Linked DNA regions of Mus musculus: region 1 is linked to region 2. The links are chromatin loops, found by intact Hi-C in ENCODE. Cell type or tissue: heart. All regions are shown on one strand.

Region 1 (8,000 bases), 280 kb after region 2:
GAACAGAGAAACAGCCCAAGAGAGCTTTCGAACAAGTTTTACTCTCTGCTTCTGGGAGTAAAGATCCTCACCCCAAAGAACAAGAAAGGAAACTAAACACCCAAAGCACGCACCATCACTGGTGCCGACAAACATCTTCCATCCCCGACTGCAAACTCTGGCTACATTACTATCTCCAGCATAGCAGCAGAGAACTGTGCAACCTGCTGCCCATGGGTGCCTACTTAAGAGCTTCATTGGCTTCTCTGTCTGTGAGAAAAACACATGTGGAAGACAGTGACTGGACTGTCATGTTACTCCTGCCCGACCGAGCCCACTACCTAACTCAGCCTGTCCTCCAGAGCTGCCTCAGATCATACCAGCAACACACATGTAAACAAGGAACTCCAGCCAGAGCCTGCCTTTCACTGTTAGATGCTGCAAGGTGAACCTGGGTCAGGAAGACAGAGGCTCAGAGTAGCCTCCTGATGCTGCAAACTGTTTGATACCTTCTGCCTCTATACCCTGGGCAGCTGTTCCTACCTCACCAGGGCCCAGAACATGCGACAAGGGGATGCATGCACCACACATCTGGCCACATGCCAGGCTGATGAGACTGGCTGGCTAGGCAACAGGGGTTATCAGAAACTTGTCTGTTCCCAGGACCTTGTTAACAACAGGATACCACCATAGGAAGCTGTGACTAGAAAAGGGGCCACATGCACCTTTGCTGTCCCAGCAACTTGGATGGATAGGGACACCCTTCTTCTTGGTATTTAAATGCTTCTTCCACAGCTAGAACCAGGATAGTAACATATAGGGTTTGCTCCATTGGAATTCGAGGTCAACTCTATAAGGAGTCACAGCCACACTTAGGACATTAGGTGTCTGAGACAGAGTCACTGCTAAAAAATCTTAAACACAAGTGCAGTATTTGAAAGGCACTAAGTCTGTCAACTATAAGAACTTTACAGTGAATTCTAACAGAATAACACAGCATTCACTTGCCTACATAAATGCTAACCTTACTCATGCTGGAATGTATTCAAATACAGACATATGTAAGCAAAAAGGCAAGCGCCTCCTTCAGCCTATGTATGTCCTCTCCCAGAAGACTGAGCACTGCGGTTCTGCAGGCTCTCCTGTGTGCAACTTTAGATTGTAGCGTGGGTATGAGTGATGGGAATGAAGTTCTCAAACACCCACACTTACAATGTTATTCAAGCAGCAACATCCTACAAACTCATCTGATGACTTCACAAAACACCAACAGGAACCCTGCAGAAAATGTTGTGTGTATGGACATTCATGGCACTTGGAACAGCCTGAAGTCTAACAGAAAGAACAAGGCCAGAGCTACAACAACCAGATGGTGCAGTGCATGGCATAAGGACGGGCACAGAGCAGTGACCTCGGATGTCCAAAACTAAGGCCCAGTATCATGGTCTATACTGACCTTTGACAATGACATCAAGATTATTTACTCAATGGGGAAATTCAACAAAAGGCCCTGAGGCATGAGGACAGTCACAGGCAAAGAGTGAAGGCTGACTCCGTTCCTACATTTCACTCAGTACAAACTAACTGACGGAAATGTGGAGAGCTACATGCTACTGGAGTACTTAGCACTCATTGTCAACCTGACAAAATCTGTAACCTCCTAGAAGGTAAGCGTCTGCGTCTGCTTGGGAGGGTTGATCTCAATCAGGCTAACTGAGATGAGAAGACCCACCCTAACTGCCACACAAATAAAAAAACGTGCAAAGGACCAGAAAGATGCTCAGTGGTTTAGAGCACTTGCTGCTCTTCCAGGTCCCAGGTTTAATTCCCAGCATCCATTTGGTGACTCACCACCATCCTAACTCCAATCCCAAGAAAAGCACTTCCCCTGGCCTCCACTGTATCATGCAGTCCACATGCACACATGGGGACAGAACACTTCCCAGGAGCCCTCACCCCTCTCTGCTTCCGGACTGTGATCCTGTGTAACACCACCTCACACTCCTGCTGCTGTGACTTGCCACCATAATGGACTATGTTCTCAAAAGCCAAAAAGAATTCCCCCGCTCCCTCTCTGCTGTCCTGGAACCTGTTCTGTAGACAGGCTGGCCTCTGCCTCCTGAGTGCTGGGACAAGGCTAAGGAGTGTGCAACCACGGACTGTCAAGCCTTTCTCTCCCCGTTTGCTTTTGTTAGGGTATTTTATCAGAACAATGGGAAAGTAACTAATACAGTTATTACGCTTGTAAAGAAAGTATGAAAGAAAGCCCCTAACCTCTGGCTCTATGTGATGCTAAAGCACAGGGCACTAAAGGAAACCACTACAGCAGCTGAAAGGCGGCCTGGTGATTAAGAGAACTTGCTGTTCTTGCAGAGGACTGAGTTCAGTTCCAAGAACCTACATTACCATTTGCAACACCAGTTCCAGGGAACCCGACCTGTCCCCCAAATGCTCCTGTATTGAAAATGTGGTCCCAGGCTAGAGTGATGGCTCAGCAGCTAAGAGAGCTGACTGCTCTTCCAAAGATCCTGAGTTCAATTCCAGCAACTACATGGTGGCTCACAACCATCTGTAACGGAATTACAGATGCCCTTTTCTGGTGTGTCTGAAGATAGCTACAGTTGTCATATATATAAAATAAATAAATTAATTAAAAAAAAAAAAAAAAGGAAACGACGTGGTCCCGGCTGGCAGGGTTCCCAGAGCCCTGAGCACACAGCTGACCAGGCCATTGGAGGGCTGGAGGACATGGGTCCCAGGAGTGTCAGGGTGCCTCTGAAGGATGTGTCTTGCCTCTTCTGACTAGTCCTCTCCTCCCTTCCTGCTTCCTCTCTCACAAACAGTAAGTTGTTGTCTCTGGCACTTGTCTCCATGATGAAACCATGACAACATAACCACTGACAAGCCTCTATCTACACGGGACGACCCGGACATCAAAGCCCACCCCCAGTGCTCAGCCTGTGCAGAGCCACAGTGACAGGCCATGCAGGAGGGCAGTGGCAAAGCCAGCAGGAGGTGTCAGGCTTCCTCGGTGTCCAAAAATACCAGGGACGCAGGAGGCCCTAGAGACCCACGAGAATCTGAGGGAAGAGAGGCCCCACTCACCAAAGAATAAAAGCCCAGCCAGTTCTCTGCCAGAACAGCAGGGTGAGACAAACCCACAGGAGGACAGTTAATTCCTTGATAGATGTTCTAAGAACATTTGTAAACGGCCTCTTCTTTGTGAAGGGTCTGGAACAGGACCAAAACCCACAAAGTCACTAGATCTTGAAGCAGGGGAATTCCATACTAACGCAAAAGCCCTATTCAAACACAAACGTGCTCTCCCAAAAATCAGTTCTAATTACTTTTTAAGACGGGTTTTCAATATATTTGTTTAACTTTATGCTGTTTATATAAAATTAGTAATAGCTAACAGACTTTTAATAATGCACTTTTAAAAATCCATACTAAAGAGAGCTCAGCTGTTCTTTAATAAGCTTCTACACCCATGGATGCATATGACCCACCACCTTCCAAATATTACAGACTGATCAGGTGCCCTGACCTCTGCAGGCCTCCTAACAACCGCTGCTCCTACGGCAGGCACGCCGCTGATGGCATACGAGTAAGTGCAGGTGTGCCTGTGTTGACACAGGACATAGCAGATGAAATAGACAGGACACACATCAGTTCACACACATGATCACATGATCATATGCTTCAGTTCACAGATCACATGATCACCTGCTTCTTTAAAAGCAAACAAGGCCTGGGGGCATGGCTGGAGGCCCAGAGTTTGATCCCCAGCACTGAAAAGTAAGAGAAAGTACACGGAGCTCCACCTGGCAGGCCACAGCCATGCCCTGGCTTGGGGCAGCCCTGGCTACAGGCCTCTATCGTCCCACAGAAAAGCAACAGAATCATCCCTCCCGTCTGGCTTCACCAGTGTGATCTAGAATCAGCAAGTTCCAGAAATGATTCCTAAATTTAAATAAATTTTATTATAGAATATTATCAAAATTTGGGGGGCGGGTTTAGATAGTTGTTTGGTTGATTTTTTTTTCTTTCTTTCTTTTTTGAGACAATGTCTCTCATACAGCCCTGGCTGTCCTAGAACTCACTAGGAAGACCAGGCTGGCCTCACACTCAGGCCTCCATTGCCGCTCAAGTGCTGGGGTTAAAGGTGTGTGCCATTACACCCAGCCAGTTTTTCTATTTTACTAGCTCTTGTGATTATTGCTACAGCCCAAGGTTTCCAGCATCCACCGGAAACTTTGGACATAGCCCTCAAAACCACAAGGCACAACTGTACCGCACTGCACACAGACTCCGGGAGACTTAGAAGAAATGGGACCCAGCAGGCAGTAAGGTCTGAGAGAAATAAATAAGGGCTGCGGTGCTTGCTCTCGGTCCTGGATAAACTTTAAAGACAACCAAACTCCTTACTCCCACTCAGCTTCCATGCATCATCTAAAGCTCACAGGGCAGAAATGACCAGTCCTCTTCCTAGGCCAGCCTGCATGGCTTCAGGAACAACTGTGCCAAGCCTGTAATACCAGCAAGTCAGCAAGCTGAGAAAAATGATCAAAAGTTCAGGTATCCCTGGGCCACAGGAGTTCAAGACCAGCCCAGTAAACTTAGCAAAACCCTGGCTCAAAATCAGAAAGAGCTTGGGCATAGGTGTGGCAGTGCCCTGACGCACACGGTTCCAGGTATGCAAGGTGGCAGTGCTCTGACAGCACGCACACCATTCTGGGTATGCAGGGGTCGGGGCAGGACGGCCACAATGTGCTCTAGCACAGACATAAACAAACCCTCCTTGCTCAGAGCTCACAGTCCTGTAGTCAAACCTTCTTCCCTACCCTGTCCTCCAGACCAATAAAATCCAACCTGAAACACTACAGCCAATTGAAACTTGCATTCACTAACAAGAAACTGATTATAGAATGCACTTTCCTCAGACTAACCTAACTTCATTTTCTTGTGCATCTAAGGTAGAAAGAAGAAAGTTTAGCAGGCCGAGTCTGATCAGCGAACATCCTAAACCCAGGTTTCTATTTCCAAGCAAAGTGACTCTAAGAAGTTAAATATCACAGCATCTACATTGGGGCTAGGAGCCATAAGCTCACTCAGGACCAAGAGCAATGCAGGACCTGCATGCAAGAGAAAGCAAACAGGAAATAAGAAGCAGAGGAGGGGAGGGGAGAAGAAGAAACAAAAGCCTTGGCTCTTCAGGTGTAATGCTGCTGCTCCTGTAGGTCCGAGGGCTCACCTGCCGCTTTGAGGGCCCTTTTCCTACTAGGAAAGCCACACACACTATCTAAGGCTCATCCACCATGGCAAGGACATATTATGAGACACACACACACACACACACACACACATATAAACATACACATATGTTTCTCTGTCTAGCTTCCTGGTTTCTAAGCTGTTCTTCTGGGTTGGGCCTTCAGCATTTAGACAGACCAGTCAAATTGGGTCATAAAGAAATTCTCTGACTTAACTTTCTCCGTGATAGGTGCTAAGACCATCCTCCATCCTGAAGGGTCTGGGCTCACGACCTTGATAAAATAATGTACAAGGGGAGGCCAAGAAGGTTAAGCAGACAGGCCAGCTGAGCTCCCATGCAGGCTGTCAGTCACACATACTGTGAACAGGCATCAGAGAAAGAAGAGAGTGGTACTAGAGGGTGGGGTTGAAGCCTCTGGACAGCAGCACATGGCAGCTCACAGGAAGATGAACAAGAATCCACCATGTGCTACAAAGTACACAGGCCTTGCCCAGGATCTCTTCACTGCATATCTGTACTATTCGAAAGCCCTTTAGAAGGGCCAGAGAGATGGCTCAGCAGTCAAGAGCACCTGCTGCTCTTTTTTTTTTTTTTTTTTTTAAATTATTTATTTATTTATTTATTTATTATATGTAAGTACATTGTAGCTGTCTTCAGACACTCAGAAGAGGGGGTCAGATCTTGTTACGGATGGTTGTGAGCCACCATGTGGTTGCTGGGATTTGAACTCTGGACCTTCGGAAGAGCAGTCGGGTGCTCTAACCCACTGAGCCATCTCACCAGCCCACCTGCTGCTCTTATAGAAGACCCAGGTTCAATTCCAAGCACCCACATCAGGCAGCTCACAACTGTTTCTAACTCCAATTCCAGAGACCCTGACACCCTCTTTAACCTTCACAGGCACCAGGCACACATATGGTACATGGACACGCATGTAGGCAAAACACACATACTCACACAGATACTTCAAAAAACAAACCAAAAGCACTCCAGAAGAAACTGCAGGTGTGAGTCAAGTGTTTCAGGGAGCTGCTTCAATGATGGAGTCATAGGAACCCCAACTTCCAGCTAATCAGACCTTCTAGACACCCAGACTTAAGCCTGAAGGGAGACTGTCATGGGGACAGAATCCCCTGGGACGTGCCACTCTCCAGGGAGACAGTGTCGTGACTGCACTGGATCAAAGCACACTGGCAGCCACTCTGGTGGGGAGAGACCCCACAGCTGGGGACACAGAGACACCTGCTGTGTTGTCCATGATGTGAAACCAAGGGGCAAGTAAGGCCCCACAGACTACATCACCATCTGGGATGGGTGCTGCTGGTGCACACCTTAAATCCCAGCACTTGGGAGGCAGAAGCAGGTTCAAGGCCAGCCTGGTCTATAGAGTGAGTTCCAGGACAGCCAGGGCTACACAGAGAAACCCTGTCTTGAGAAAAAAAAAAAACTAAATAAAAAAAAATTTTAAATATCATTTTGAAGCTATGTAAAGCTAATATTCACAACTAAATTGGCTATTGGTTCTAAGGAACTGCTATCATCTCCTTTGAATCCATGTTCGCCTGGCTTCTGCCCAGGAACAGCTGAAAGCTACAAGGCCCACTTGAGCCCACTCAAGTTCAGAGTTCAACATTTAGAGATTCTTATGTCTAGTTTCTAGTAAAGCATGGCGGGGGGGTGGGGGGGGAACGGACACACCGTAATTCACAAAAGTAACTCACATGATCAATGCCTCCCATTCAAAAAAATTCTCTTCATTCATGGGGCCTGCAGGGAAGAAAAAAACACATCCTAATTAGAAGACAGCTTTGGCAACTGGAAGGACACCATAATGAAATTACCCAAGCCCCTTACCTGCCACGATTCCTTCTGGAGGATTCAGGGTTAATTCTATAAAGGGAAAGAACATAGCCATTACCAAACAGAATGTGTGCTACATTGTCACTTAGCAAAGCACTTCCTTCCATGAATCATATAAACTACAGATTACAGGGGACACTTCTTCCAAAAGGGTGCCTCTTGGTCCCCAGATAAGTGCCCAGGCCTGAAACCAATATGGCTCTGAGCAGCCCTTTACACCAGTAAGAAGTGGAAATAAAGGCGGCAGACTGCCTCTCAGAGTGCTCCTGCCAGCATCTCTGACAAAGGCTCAGAGATCTAAAGTGGGGTATTCTTTAATTAAATGGCATTTCCTAACATTTTAAGAATTGGCACAAACCTCTCTGAATGTGACAGGGCAGAAGGATGAGAGGCCAAGCTCAGGCTGCAGGGAGACTGACATAATCAGATCCACTCTCTAGGTCAGCGATTGATTGTGCCACCACCCAGCACAAGCTCAGACAATGGCAGATGAGCCCACTACAGCATCACAGCCACTTAAGGTCACCTGCTGAAGACCAGTGTCTAGCTCTGCCACCAGGTGGCATGTCAACTCTTGGCAGCATGACTTTTACCTATGTCAGGTTCTGGTCTGGGGTGTGTCCCTAAGAGTCAAGGTTCAAAAGCAGGGTAGCAGGAGTGGGGGTGGGGAAAAACACAACCTTTGTGAGAGGTGGGGGCATGACAAAGTGTGTGACACTGGGTGTGTGACACCACAATTGGTGGTAACTACTCTCTGGTTTCCTGCTCCAGGTGTGATCACACCCTCATGTGCGACCCTGCACTCAAACCACAATGTGGGCCACCCGCTGCTCTCCCACTGACCCTGCTCTTGTACTTTGAAATCCAAAAATGTGAGATTAAAAAA
Region 2 (8,000 bases):
CCAACACCAAGAGGCAAGCACAGACAAGTGGGTTGTTGTGAATACCATTCCCTATCCCCCACAGCTGACACCTCTGATGGCTCATTGGGTTAGGCCACATGAGCCTGGGTTGTCTGAATGCTGGGACAGTTTTATTTTATGATACAGATGTGTGTCATAGATACTTTCCAATTACAAGAGACAGTATTGAAGTGAGAGCTGGTGGGATGCCACATCTGGGCTGCTGGGTTTGGTGGGGTTGTCTGGAATTGTGGTCTCATTTGTCCATTTGTCTTCTTTCAGAGTGGACACCATGGTGGATCTGCTGGACATGGACCAGGTGAAGAGGTCAGGCTCCACAGAGCAGAGACTGGCTTCCCTGGAGGAACAGGTAAGTAGGTAGGAAGTCAGGGTCTTGTGGGACATTTTGTGTTGTGGTATGGCAACACTGAGACCAAGCACTTTGGGAAAAGATGCAGGAATGGATATTTGTAAGAGGAAGGGGCAAAGAGCAGAGGAGGGAGGGAGGGAGAGAAGTAGAAGAGAGTGAGAGAAAGAGAAACAGAGACACATACACACAAACACACATATATACACACATACTTACACACACACATATACAGAGAGAGAGAGAGAGAGAAAGAGAGAGAGTCAGAGACACACACAAACACACATACATACACATACATACATACATACATACATACATACACAGAGAGAGAGAGGGAAGGAGAGAGAGAAAGAGACAGAGACAGAGAGAGAGAGAGAGAGAGAGAGAGAGAGAGAGAGAGAGAGAGAGGAGAGGAGAGGTGGAAGAGAGTGAGAAAAAGAGAGATAAGGAGAGAAAAACCTTCTACCCAAGCCTTCTAACATTGGGCTTCCCCAGATTTGAATTGTGAGGCTCCCATATTCGGTACATGTTCCTGGTGGTCCTAGAGTACATGGCTCCTCTCTCTACTTGAGACCACTGGGGGCCAGAGGCTCAACCCCCAAGTTCTCTTCCAAGGCTGCATGGACCATCAGAATGCTTGGGTCACTTGGGGGATTGATGCCAGACTTCCAGGCCATAAGCCACATGCAACATGGATCACAGGAGGCCAACCTAGTCTTCCCTGGGACATGCCATCCAGGTGACTCAGGTGACCAGAGCTTTGCACTGGATCGTGACAACCCTGAAGGACAGTGGCTTTGGCTCAGGAGCAGGTGCGCTGACCCTGGGTGAGTATTTGGTCTCTTAGGAGCTGTCTCCAATGGTCTGAGTGGTTTTGGGTCTGGAGGATGGGCTTAGAGGAGAGGCAGCTATAGGGGTTTCTCTGAAGGAGGACTTTGGCTGGAGCTGTCCCTGTGCCCTGGGGGACAGTCCTTACCTCCTCCTGTGAGCTGAGCAGGTGTCTCCTGGCTTAAGCAGGTTCCTGGGCTCCTGGGGGCAGCATGCCATGCCTCCATGACCTCCTTTATATATCTTGCTGCAAAGTTGGGAGCAGGGAACAGTTCTGGGTGACTGAAGCTATCAATCACATCAATCAAGACATAGAAACTTAAGCCCATTTCCCTAAATGTTCAGCCAGTAAGGACATGGACATGAATGATCATGGTCTTAGATGAGGCTAGCCCCTAGGGAACAAACTTGCCCCCATTAATTGGACAGGCCCTGTAGCAGCCGGTGATATTAACCAACTGTTGAGATATCTAAGTGTGACTTTAGCGGCAGGTATCTGGTAGGGGATGGTGACCTTTGTCCTTCCATGGCTGAGATCCCTGGAGTGGCAATCAGGGTGTTGGGACTGTAACTCAAACTGGTGACTGTTTCTAGCACCCCAGAGGGCCTTCGATGAGCCAGATGCTGAGCTGAGTATCAGGAGGAAAGTAGAGGAACCAGGAGATGGTTACCACGTGAGCGCCCGGCATCTCCTCTATCCCAATGCCCGCATCATGCGCTTCCCCGTGCCTAACGAGAAGGTGCCTTGGGCGGTGAGTTTATCTCTCTTATGTAGGCCATATCGGGAGGTGTTAGTCTCTGGGGGAGGAGAAGAGGTCCTCCCGAGTTCATGGTAGCCTCCACCCACTCTATCCTCTCTGGTCATCTGAGCACTTGACAGCTGAGGAAACTAAATGAGGCAGGCATGCAAACAAATCACACGGGCCGCATGGCCAAACTGTGGAAGGGGCCGGCGGGGTGAGGGACGGTGGCTTTACAGAGACATGGCTCAGGGATGCTCCTGAAACTTTTCATGTGCTCCAGATGTCCTGGCCCTGCCATCTCACCCACCCTCCTTGTTCTTGACATGTCCGTACCCAGTGAACAACTATCATTCCCTTTTGAGTGCCCAGCACGAGAGAGAGACCTCTATTCAGGGACAGGAATGCTGGCACCCGCAAGTTCACCTGCTTGTGGGCTTGCGGGCTTGCGGTTCCCATGTAGCCCCCGACCCATCCTGGGAAAGGTTCACACCATCCACGCTTGGGTCATGCTTGGGCTGGTCCCATGGGAGTGTTCATCTGGAGTCTCGTCCTCAACTCTACCAGGGCTGGGAGATACCCAGGCACACTGGGCAAGGGAATTTGGTCCTGGTTGGCTGGTGTCCTTGTATGAAGCTGCTCTTGGGCCCATTTGTAGCCCTCAGGCCTAGCTCGCTTGGGAGTGGGATGGAACCCTGAGGAAGCTCATTTGCTGTCTTGCAGGCAGAGTTTCTGATCTACGATCCTCCCTTTTACACCGCTGAGAAGGATGTGGCTCTCACAGACCCCGTGGGAGAGTGAGTGGCCCCTTCCTCCACAGGGAGTGCAGACTTCACATGGGGCAGGCCCAGGCAGGTTCTGCCTCATCTGGGAACTCCAGAGCAGCTCTTCCTGTCCCAGATACAACTCATTCTGACAATGGGCATGAGCAATGGACAGAGACCCCTCTCAAAGGAAAGGCCTGGGTGACTGTAGTTGAGCCACCAATGGAGGCCGCGCCCCTGTCCCTCTGTGTTACTCTGCCATAACCTCCCTCCGACAGGGACATCTCCTTTTGCTTGTTCCCAGCACTGCAGAACCTCTGTCTAAGATCAGTTACAACGTCGTGGATGGACCGACGGACCGTCGCAGCTTCCATGGAGTCTACGTGGTCGAGTATGGGTTCCCGTTGTGAGTATGCTGAACCTCAGCTAGCATCAGCAATGGGGCGCATTTCTCTCTGAGAGAGCTGACTTCTCTTTCTGGCAAAAGCAAACGAGAAAAGGAAACTCGGTGTGTGCTGTTCCCTCAGAGTCTGCTTGCTCAGAGCCTTTCCCTGGAAGGTCCCTGGATCCACCACAGCAGTGTCCCAAGTACATGGGTCTGTTGGAACCTGGGGGCTTCAACTTATGGTCGGAAACTTGGGGGGCATAGTCAAGTCTGAAGAGAGCACTCTGGCTCTAGAGCATGTTGTAAAAAATATTTAAAAAATCCTGCCACGGGGTTCCTTCCCTCCTTTGACCATTTATGTTTCTGGATGAAAGACACACACACAGAGCCTTTATATTTTTAAATATACCTTACTCAGCACAATAGCTGGGCAACTGCCGAGCCTCCAGGCTGTTAGAATCGGCCTCCCATCGATAACCCCATTATTACTTTCTGTGTTCCATCTTGGAGGATTTTAACCCAATTGGGCAGCCCTCTGGGCCACATTCTCTTGGTCCAGAGCCAAGATGCCTCTTCTTGCTTCACTCTCCCATGACTACTCTGTCTCCCTTGCCCTGCTTCCTCCTCCTCAGGAAACCTAACCCCACCCCCACCCCCACCCCCGCCAATGTCTCTTCTCCGCAGCTATTGGCACTGGCATTTTTATTTACCAATCAGAATTAAATGGGGGTGGACTCTCTCGCCTTTGGGGCAAAAAATTTGGGAGGATGCAAATTAGCATTACAATACAAGCCCCATTAGGCCAACCCACTACAAGACTGGTGGGCCCACGTTAGGGATAGTAACCTTTTCCAGCAACTATGATGGGCTAACAGTACCCATAAATACCCATAAATACCACTGTGTTTCCAGATGGGGTGTGGCCAGCAGGGGGAGCAGTGGAGCAGAGGATGCCAAGGGGCCTGTGGGAAAGGGAAGGCAGGCATTTAGGAGAATATTCTGGAACAGTGAGTGGGCTACTGTCCCTGGAGCCAGAGGTTGAATACGGTGGCAGCAGTGGAGGGGTAGTCTGAAATAGACCAGGGCTCTAGCCTGCATGTCTGCATGACGGGGCCATGATGACTGGGGCGAAGACGGCTTAGGAAGCAATGTCAGTTGCGGAGTGAGAGACAGGGAGGAAGAGCAACACTCAGGTGACTGGCACATACCTGCTGTCATGACAACTGTGTGGAAACATAAGCAGGATGGACCGGAGAGGACCACTCTACATTTGAGGCGGGGTCTCTCCATGAGGCTGAAGCTCAGCAGTTGGCTAGGCTGGCTGTCAATCATCCTCCTGTCTCTGCCACCCCTCAGATTACAGGTGTGTGCTTTTATGCTCACTTTTATTTTTTACTTTTTTTAAACATGAATTCCGAGGATTTAAACTTAGTCCTTACACTTGCATGGCTAACACTTTTCCTACTGAGTCTTCGTTCAGCCCCAATAACTTTTTTTTTTTTTAACGTAATCACATACTTAATGTAGTTAGGACTTGCACACTATTGTTTTTTTTTTCCTTTTTTTTTCTTTTAATTGTATTTCCTAGATATAGCTTCCATCTGTGAAATGATTGTCTTCGTCTGTTTTATGTTGCTCATAATAGAATACCAAAGACTAAGTAGGTTATGAAAGAAAAAAAAAAAAGAATGTTGATTCTGGCTCAAGGTCAGGCACTCACAACCAGCAATGCCTTCTTGCTGATGGAGGCAGAGGAGGTGCAGGATGTCACATGGCTAGGATAGTCTGGGAGGGCAGTCACCTCCTGAAGATCCCACCGGACCCCAACGCTCCAAGAGCTCATGGTGTATTTGGGAGCTTTGGTAGGGACAAGCGAGGGTTATAATGAAACATTGTCTTCTTTTCTTCTACAAAGTAGTGTTTGAAGTTAAGCGGTCTTACTGGACCACACAGCTGGAGGTAGTGGGGGATGTGCAAGGCAGAGAAGATGCTGGGCCAGTCAGCTCTCCATCATTATGAAAGACTCAGAACAACCAGCAGAGAAACCGAGAATAATCACTGTAGCCTCAGTTTGAAGCTTTTAGTTCAGACTCAAGGCAGCCCTGGTGACTCTGTGGGAAGGAAACCCCACCATGGCAGAGTGTGTAGAGTGGAGAGAGCTGCTCACCTCCAGGCTGAGAAGCAAAGGGGGAAGAGGAAGCTAGGGTTCTTCAAAGGGTGTCCTGATAACCTAAATCTCCCATCAGGCCTTGACTCCACCTCCCAAAGACTCCATGTCAGGACCAACCCAACGGGTGGTATGGGAACTCAGCTGAGCAGTGGGGCATGGGAAGGGAGGGAGGGTCACAGAGGACACTAGCAATACTGAAGAAAGCAGAGCCTGCCCATAGGGTGAGTCTCGCTCGCTGGCAGATGTGGAGCGGTGAGCAGGGAGAGTCATATATGGAGGAGACCGCTTGTCCTGTGGTAGCACCGGGGTGTGTCTCTCTTTGTTTTGCATCAAAGTCATGAAAACCATCAGTTCTCAGTCCCGATTTAGAATGGGGTCTGGTGGTGAGAGAGGGGTCCTGGCCCAATGAGAGGTCTGCAGTTAATACTCTGTGCTCCCAGAATACAGTGAGTTCATGTAACCACAACCTGGTTCCTTCAGCCTGGCTTTCAAGTGCAGCCACCCATTGTTTGTGACCGCAACCACCAGACATAGGTCTCTGGGTGTTTGACCCTACTTGTGGAGGAGGGCTGGCCGTGGTGGTTGCACACAGACTAGAAGCCCTGGCTTTGCTCTGTGAAGAGCCTTGTGGGGCCAGGACAGGTTGTCGGGAGCTGGCATCTCTGCTATGCCCATTGTGACTTGGCTCCACTCATCCAATGTCCCTGGTTTTAACCTCCCCGTCAGATGCAGTGGCTAAGTGAACCCTTTCTAACCTAGGAACCCCATGGGCCGCACAGGGTTGCGTGGTCGTGGGAGCCTCAGCTGGTTTGGTCCCAACCACACTCTGCAGCCAGTTGTCACCCGGTAAGCACCATGTCTGCCATCTGCATTTTGGCTCCAAAGATGCTCCTCCCACCCGCGTGAGTTCCGAGGGCCTGTGGCATGGCCTTTGTACTTGGTATCTCATGAAGCCTGTGGGAAAACATACGCTGCATCCCACCCTCTCTGAGAAAGCCCAGGCTACTCCCTTCCCCCTGGAAGCTGCCTAAGTTTTTGGGAGTAGTCCCTTATCCATACTAGGGGCTGATAAAAACGGTGTTTAGAGCCTCTACTAAAGAGAAGAAGTTACAGAAATTACACACACACACACAAAAAGCAAAGCCTACCCACAATCCCATAGGAATGTTAAAGTTTGGAAGGTTTCCTACCAGAGGATATGTGCACATTCACACTCTCACACAGCCTTGCATGTACCCCTCAAACCTCATGTCTCCAACCCTGGGTCCCGCCTACCTTCTGACTGGCTGACTGGCTACGCTTGGGGAAATGCTCTGGGGGTCCTAGCCCCGGTTGTATGGAGCCCAACAAGGCACTGGGCTCTCCTGGCAGTGCCAGTGACCTGGGTCAGACTGGAGAGGGACTGTATCCCTGTGGCTTCTGTCTCCGTTCTGCCTGGGAACTGGGGGTTTAAGAAAAAAGATGGTGGGTGGGTGGTGAGGTAGAGTGAAGAACATGGCAGGGAGGGGGGTGGTTGGAGGTGGAGGTTGAGGGTGTGGGGGAGGTGGCAGAGGGTTTGATGCTGCTTCCAGACCCAGCCAGTCCCCGCCAAGTGCTCTGCCCAAGGCCACCTGTGGCCGTGCAGATGTAAGTGGGTCCCCTGCATAGGTGGAAGAGGAACCAGGGTGGAGCCATCTGCCGGAAGAGTGTCAGGAAGATGCTGGAGGTGCTAGTGATGAAGCTGCCTCGCTCTGAGCACTGGGCCTTGCCTGGGGTAAGCAAGGCATCTTCTCTGTCTGTCCCACTCACTGTCTGACGACAGCAGCCCCGCAGTCATCAGCAGAGACAGTGACAGTCTCCGCCTCCCGTGGCCCTGGATGAGTTAATGTGGCTCAGTGCCTCTTTGAAGCTCCCTCCCTGGCTTCCTCATAAGCTCACGTTCTGGTGTGTTCTAGGCCAGGCTCACTGGGATGTTGGAGGGGATAACCCACAGTGGCTCAGATGTGGACTGCTTATCCTGCTCCAGACTCTGAGTTGAGCCCTGATGGCAGAAGGGTGCTGTTTAAGGGGTGTTGCATAAGTCTTGGGCTTGGCAACAGCAGCTGGCTGTAGGGCTCAACTTGAGAGGGCACCTTTCAAGTTGGTAATGACAGATTTGGGATGCAGAGGCCCAGGCTGTCCATGCCGGTATGAATCCACATTGCTCATTTTCTCCATCGGTTTATCCTGCCTGCCCCTCCTCCCACCCACCGCCAGGCCCCACTTAGGGCAGGGGTCAGAACTTGTCCTGCTAGGAGAGATCGAGTAAAGCCTGGGATGTCCCTCCTCTGCCCCTACTCCCCGAGCCTGTGGTCTTCCCAAATTCAACAAGCTGTCCTCCTGAAGACCTCTGTCTGTGGCCATGGCTCAGTGGCTGCTTTGGGAGGAACACATGTCCCTGAAGTGTGGCATGGGCAGTAGTGTCAGCCGGGGTCTTCAGGCTCGAGAGGTTGCAGGGCCAGGGCAGCATCCAGGTCTTCTGATGTTCAAAGCTTAGTGGCAGGAACCAGGCCGAGGGGACTGGGGACAGCAACCAAAGAAGGTATTGCACCTGTCCCTCTCTGGTGCCAAAGATAGTGAGAGGTGGTGACAAGGCTCATTGGCCTTCATGGAGTCATTGTGGCTACCCTTGCTCTACTTTAGCCCCATGCCCTGCTCAGGCTGTGGACTGCTAAGGCAGATGGTGATCTGGACAGTGTCACTCAGCTAGCAAGCTGACTCCGGA

What was found. A loop is a pair of places that touch in the nucleus more often than their neighbours do. Peaks named below come from ENCODE experiments on the same cell type or tissue, not always from the same donor. Only the 100,000 strongest peaks of a DNase experiment are listed, where the experiment ranks them.
Region 1: a loop joins it to region 2, with 5 times the contacts of the local background. A loop is called at or near these places in 12 of 42 quality-filtered maps.

The regions. Positions count from the first base shown.
Region 1 is chr10:77,629,870-77,637,869 of GRCm38, reverse strand. Ube2g2 (ubiquitin-conjugating enzyme E2G 2) reads right to left here. Exons shown (of 6, transcript NM_019803.3): 2 at 7,109-7,144; 3 at 6,976-7,021. Among named protein-coding and RNA genes, the nearest start is that of Mir1930, 7.4 kb to the left of the region's middle. In heart, a CTCF peak has its summit at 7,674; a DNase peak (open chromatin) is centred at 2,839; H3K27ac peaks cover 1,276 bases.
Region 2 is chr10:77,912,815-77,920,814 of GRCm38, reverse strand. Trpm2 (transient receptor potential cation channel, subfamily M, member 2) reads left to right here. Exons shown (of 34, transcript NM_138301.2): 25 at 283-370; 26 at 1,110-1,197; 27 at 1,793-1,950; 28 at 2,662-2,735; 29 at 3,007-3,108; 30 at 6,017-6,103; 31 at 6,905-7,010. It overlaps LOC115487515 (a small nucleolar RNA gene), which reads left to right and starts at 6,964; the gene lies at 6,964-7,017. In heart, a CTCF peak has its summit at 4,015 (motif pointing right); DNase peaks (open chromatin) are centred at 7,324 and 7,994; H3K27ac peaks cover 1,066 bases; H3K27me3 peaks cover 236 bases.